Regions from separate parts of the Mus musculus genome. Here region 1 is linked to region 2. Evidence: chromatin contacts called from ENCODE Hi-C or POLR2A ChIA-PET data. All regions are on one chromosome and are shown on one strand. Each heading gives the region's core, a stretch centred on a gene start or an enhancer-like site at or near the end of the contact. The rest is flanking DNA. Distances are from core to core; before and after follow the strand shown.

Evidence for each region. Hi-C counts contacts between places; a loop is a spot of excess contacts on that map. ChIA-PET counts read pairs that join two places held with the same protein, here RNA polymerase II (POLR2A).
Region 1: a map of heart shows a loop between it and region 2 (6-fold over the local background). The contact joins the promoter of Tesmin here to the enhancer-like site in region 2. A Hi-C loop is called at or near these places in 1 of 37 maps with a recorded cell type or tissue (heart). POLR2A ChIA-PET finds 5 or more read pairs at or near these places in 2 of 5 experiments (Patski and embryonic stem cell).

The regions. Positions count from the first base shown.
Region 1 is chr19:3,387,433-3,390,132 of GRCm38, reverse strand. It overlaps Tesmin (testis expressed metallothionein like), which reads right to left and starts at 1,276. Exons shown (of 9, transcript NM_001039657.2): 1 at 800-1,276. The coding sequence starts at 1,183.
Region 2 is chr19:3,352,541-3,355,269 of GRCm38, reverse strand. It overlaps Cpt1a (carnitine palmitoyltransferase 1a, liver), which reads right to left. Exons shown (of 19, transcript NM_013495.2): 3 at 2,646-2,729. Among named protein-coding and RNA genes, the nearest start is that of Gm36532, 24 kb to the left of the region's middle. Within about 2 kb of position 1,450, at least 2 of the 3 ENCODE cell types and tissues checked have a DNase peak (open chromatin) inside an H3K27ac peak, as active enhancers do; they include heart, where a contact is called at or near this core.

The DNA.
Region 1 (2,700 bases), core at 27-2,526, 35 kb before region 2:
CTCCTGTCATCTCCACAGAGATTTAAAACAACAAAAATTCTATGAAGGCTTACTCTAGACCTGACACACTTGACTGGATGAGGAGCCCAGTTTCCCAAGCAGGGTTCTTTGGGGGCTGACCTGTGCCTGGTTTCCTTTAAAAGGTTGATTCCTTTCTATTGGCAACAGTGAGGTGTTGGGGATGTGGGTTAGTTGGGTTAGTGGACTAGCATAAGGCAGGGTGTGGTCCCAGCATTGTATCAGCCGGGTGTGGTGGGGCTCACCTGTACACCTAGCACTCAGGATGTAGAGGCAGGAGAATCAGAGGTTCTCCTAAGTTATATAGCAATTTCAAGGAATTGCTATATAGCTTAGCAATATGGTTGAGAAGCAGAATTCATCAAAACTCTACATAGGTTTAAAGAACTGTCCCTTATCTTACAGAGGGGGAGATCATCAACTGAAAAAATCCTCAATAATGGAAGTCTTTGGTGTGAAGAAAAAAAAATCTCCCAGCCAATCCCAAACTACCAGGCTGAAAACTATCTGCAGAACACGCAAAAGGCCCTGGGTTCTATCCCTAGCCCTGCTGGGGCGGAGGTGGGTGGAGACACAAGTCCAACAGGCCAGGAACACACACTGTGATGGCAACAGTTATAAGCTCTTCTAGTGTGGCACAGTCATCTGCAGGGGAAAAGGCTGGGCAGGGAGGTGCCACCTCCCTTGTATCCCTTGTGGTGCCTGAGCCTGCTGCCCGGGGCCAGCCCACAGGATAGGCACGCGGAGAGGCGGCGCGACGGTGGCCCCTGCTGGCGCTTACTGGGATCACGCGCACTCCTGCGCTTAGCGGCAACAGCGCGGGCCCGCGAGCACCGGGAAGTAACGACGATAACACGTGCACGCTGTAGGCGGGAGGCGGAGCGGCGTCGTCTGGGCTGCGGAGCTCGGGCAGCCCCGGGAAGTCGCCGAGCAGGGCGGCCGGTACCTCAGCGCCCGGCGGGGGGCTGAGCGCACGCAGCAGCGGCTCCCCTGGCTCGGTGGCGCCCAGGTAGGCGTCGGCCAGAACCGGCAACTCATCCCGATCGGCCGCACCGCCTGCGGGGCTCAGCGCCAGCCCGTCCGCGAACACACGCTCTGACCCGAACAGCTCGGCGCCCAGCTCGTCTTCGGGGCCAGTCATGGCGCCGAGCAGCGCGTCCTCCATGGCCACTGGGACCCGAGAACAGCGACACGACGCGGCCGTCCAGCTCGCCTTGCTTCTGAGAGGCTGGACGACCGTTGACCGTTAGGGAAAGGGGCGGGGCCCGTCTCTGACTGAACGGGGCGGAGCCTGGGCTGCGGTGGGTGGGGCCTCTGCCAAGATGACAGGAGCCTGGGTTGTGGTAGGTGGGTGTCTATGGTGGGCGGGGCCTTGCCATGGAGGTTGGGCTTTGGCTCTTGGTGGGCGGGGCCTGAGCATGATGGATGGGACCTGGGCTGTGGTTGGCCCACAAGGCAGCCTTTCGGTATGCTTGGATGGAGGCTGGAGGGACTGGGTATCAGCCAACCTCTCCTGCACCTAGTGGGGGAAACTGAGGCTCCCAGGTGGTGGTTCTTTCTCTCTTTTTTTAAACTTTGAAAATTTCATTGGTGAGTACTGTATTTACATCATTTTCACCCCTCCTTTTCATCTGTTTTTGTTTTTAAGTCAGAATCTTAGTAGGTAGACTTGGCTGGCTTAGAACTCTTTACGTAGACCAAGCTGGCCTGGAACTCACAGAGCTCCACCTGCCTCTGCCTCCCAAAAATTGGGGTTAAAAACATGACTAATACTCCAGGAAATTTGAAGCAGTGCTAGGTGGGAGGCCCCACCCACCCCTGTTAAGGCCCGCCCTGTCCAGGCAGAGATGGCCCCGCCCCCTTCCCTAACGGTCCAACCTGGGGGGGGGGGGGGCATTACGAAACTGAGTTAATAGGTGCTGGGAAGTGAGTTTGGGTCCTCAGCGAAAAAAAGTGCTATTAACCTGTGAGTCACTTCCAGTACATTTATCTATTATTGCTCAGGCAGTACTGGAGATTGAATCTAGGGCCTCCTACATGCTGGGAACTCTGCCCTTGAACGTGTTACCTTGTCTCAGTCTCAGTAGTTGCAATTAAAATCCTGTGCCATCAGGTTTTGCTTTCAGGGTTTTGTTTATTTACACTTAATGCGTATTTGCATATACATTTGTGGACACACCATGGCATTAATCTGAAGGAAAGGAAAACGTTCCAGAGTCGAGAGTTGTCTCTCCTTCCCTGTGCGGCTTCTGGGATCAAACTCAGGTTGTCAGACTTGGCAGCACACACCTTTACCCACTAAGCTACCTCATCAGCCATTTTAGTTTCTTGTTAGTCTGTTTGAGACAGGGTCTTGTTGCGTGACTCTAGTTGACCTGGTGATCACTATTTAGTCCAGGTTGGCTTCCAACTCATGTTTTACTTATATCTTTTAAAGGTAAGGTCTCATGTGGCCCAGACTTCCTTGAATTTACTATGTAATCAAAGGCAATCTTGAACTTCTCATTTTCCTGCCTCTGCCTACTGAGTGCTAGGATAATAGGTATGCACCACTATCATCAGCTTATTTAGTATGGGAATTAAACCCAGGGCTTCTTGCATGCCAGGCAAGCACTCTGTAAGCTAATCCACATCCCACAGTCGGCAGCAAGAATTCCTTTGCACCTTGCATTCCCATATCGT
Region 2 (2,729 bases), core at 201-2,700:
TGAGTGGAGAGTTGGGATGGGTTAAATCAAGGTATCCTGTTGACGTGTATGCAATTGTCAAGGAACAAATAAAAGAGATCGAGTCTGGCTCAGAGGTTAAGCACACTGGCTGCTCTTCCAGTTATCTTAAGTTCAATTCCCAGCAACCAAATGGTGGCTGATCTATAATGAGATCTGGTGCCCTCTTCTGGCCTGCAGGCACATACATACATACATACACACATACACACATACATACATAATATATGCATAATATGAGGCTGGAGAGATGGCTCAGAGGTTAAGAGCACTGACTGCTCTTCCAGAGGTCCTGAGTTCAATTCCCAGCAACCACATGGTGGCTCACAACCATCTGTAAAGGAATCTGATGCTCTCTTCAGGTGTGTCTGAGGACAGCTATAGTGTACTAAAATAAATAGACAATTCTTAAAAACATATATGCATAATATGTGACTAACACATAATACATAAAAATAAATAAATCTAAAAGCAAAACATAACATAAGAGGTCCCAAATGATCAAAGTAGTAGCATATCTAACCTTCAGAGCTCTGATATTGGAAAACATTAACATCATGTGAGAGACCTATGCTCTGGAGGCCTCGCCTCCCAGAAGAACAGGATGGGTGCCTAGCACAACTGTCATTGGAAGATGCTTCCTCCTGCAGCTGATGGGAACAGATACACAGTGGCTCACACTCATCTGAAACTCTGGTCTCAGGGGATCTGATGCCCTCTTCTGACCTCTGAAGGCACCAGGCACACGTATAGTACACATACACACAGAATAAAATTTAAAGAAAAAATCCAAGCTGGGCATGGTGTCACATGTAGAGGCAAGTAGATCTCTATGAGTTCATGAGACAAGGTTGGTCAACATAGCAACATAGCAAGTTCCAGGACAGCCAGGGCTACACAGAGACCCTGTCTCAAAAAACCAAAAAAAAAAAAAAAAATCCAATAAGGACAAAAAAGTAATTTCACTTTCAGCTGTGCTGATAACCTCTATGGCCTTCCTTTCAGATCTCAGCAAACAAAACCAAAGCAGCCTAGGAGACACAGGCACTCCACCCACACTGGAAAGATGCTTCCAGAACAGCCCCTCAGGCTGCAAGTCTCTGAGCCTTCACCTGACCTTTCTAAATTTGAGCCAGACATGACCCAGTTTACGAAAATAGAGTCTAAGGGACAAAGAAACAAATCGTATAAAGACTGAGATTAAGCAAGGTTTTAGTAGCTGGCGTGGCTGTGTGCAATCCGGCTTTGAGACACACAGCCCATGTAAGAGCAAAGCTTGGCTGTTGGCCTCACAGCTGCCTTGGGCCTGGCAGCCAGCTCAACACTCAGGGAAGCAGGGTGAGCGTTCACAGGACTTTCCTCACCTCTCAGGACAGCACAGGTCCAGTCTTTAGTGACCAGCTCTGCCAGCTGCTTCTGAGAACCTAGCCCCAGCTCGATGTTCCAGGCCCCAGGCAGACAGGACCCTTGGCAGGATGCCTGGACAGGCATTTTTATCTTGTTTCCTACAGTTGCTTACAAAGGAATGACCAATGCTGCCAGGAGGGCTGGAGGCTGAGGAGCTGGCTGGCTTCTCAGTCACTCCTGGGTGTCTCAATCAGAAGGCAGGGCATGCAGACCCATTAAAGACTGACCTCCAGGATTCCCGAGCACCTATTCAAGCTGTCTTAAACATGCCACACTGCTGGGTTAAATCTGCTAGTTGCTCTGAGTCAGCAGAAACCAACTCCTCCAGCTGTGAGTGTTCCCTGGGGCCACTCTCTCATCTGTTTGCTTGTGCAATCCTTCCTAGCATACAGTATCTACAGCTGAACAACCAGGAGAGAGAGAGAGAGAGAGAGAGAGAGAGAGAGAGAGAGAGAGAGAGACAGACAGACAGACAGAGACAGACAGAGATAAGATCCCTGAGTTCTAGGCCAGAACAGCTGGAGCTATACGGTGAGACCCTGTCTCAAAAAAAAAAAAAGGAAGGAAGGAAGGAAGGAAGGAAGAAAGGAAGGGAGAAAGAAAGAAAGAAAGAAAGAAAGAAAGAAAGGAAGAAAGAAAGAAAGAGAACAGAAGAGAAGAGAAGAGAAAAGAAAAGAAAAGAAAAGAAAAGAAAAGAAAAGAAAAAGAAAAACCAGAAGATGGCCAGGATTTGTCCCTAGACAGGATGACATCTACTTTTTTAAGTTCCCAGAATAAACTAAAACTCAAAGCCAAGGAGTAACGCACTTCCCTGCAGGCATCTAAGCCACTGTGAAGGGGCCAAGGGCTGAGTTGTCCCTAAGCAATGACCGGCAGTAAGTTCAGAGGACCAGATCACTGGATGGACCAACTCCAGGGCAACAGCCACACTTGGAGCCATCTTCTGGGGCAGAGATGCCCTCTGAGGTCATCACTGTCTCCATCTTGACCTCAGGAGACAGACACCTGGAAGGCAGGTCCCCGTGCCTCTGCCACTCTTAGCCTAGTCTTCAGAAGAAGGGTGGCAGTGTCTGCAGACTTTCAATAGCAGGTCAGGAGGGCAAAGAGCATGCGGAAAAACAGCGATAGCATAGTTGTACTCAGACATTTCAGAGCGAGGACAGTCAACAGAGGTACCACCATCTTCTTCAAGATGCAGAGGGTGGAGGTGGGTTACTCACGTGGTGTCTAGGGTCCGATTGATCTTTGCAATCATGCCCAGGGAGGGGTCCACTTTGGTATGCATGGATGATATCACACCCACC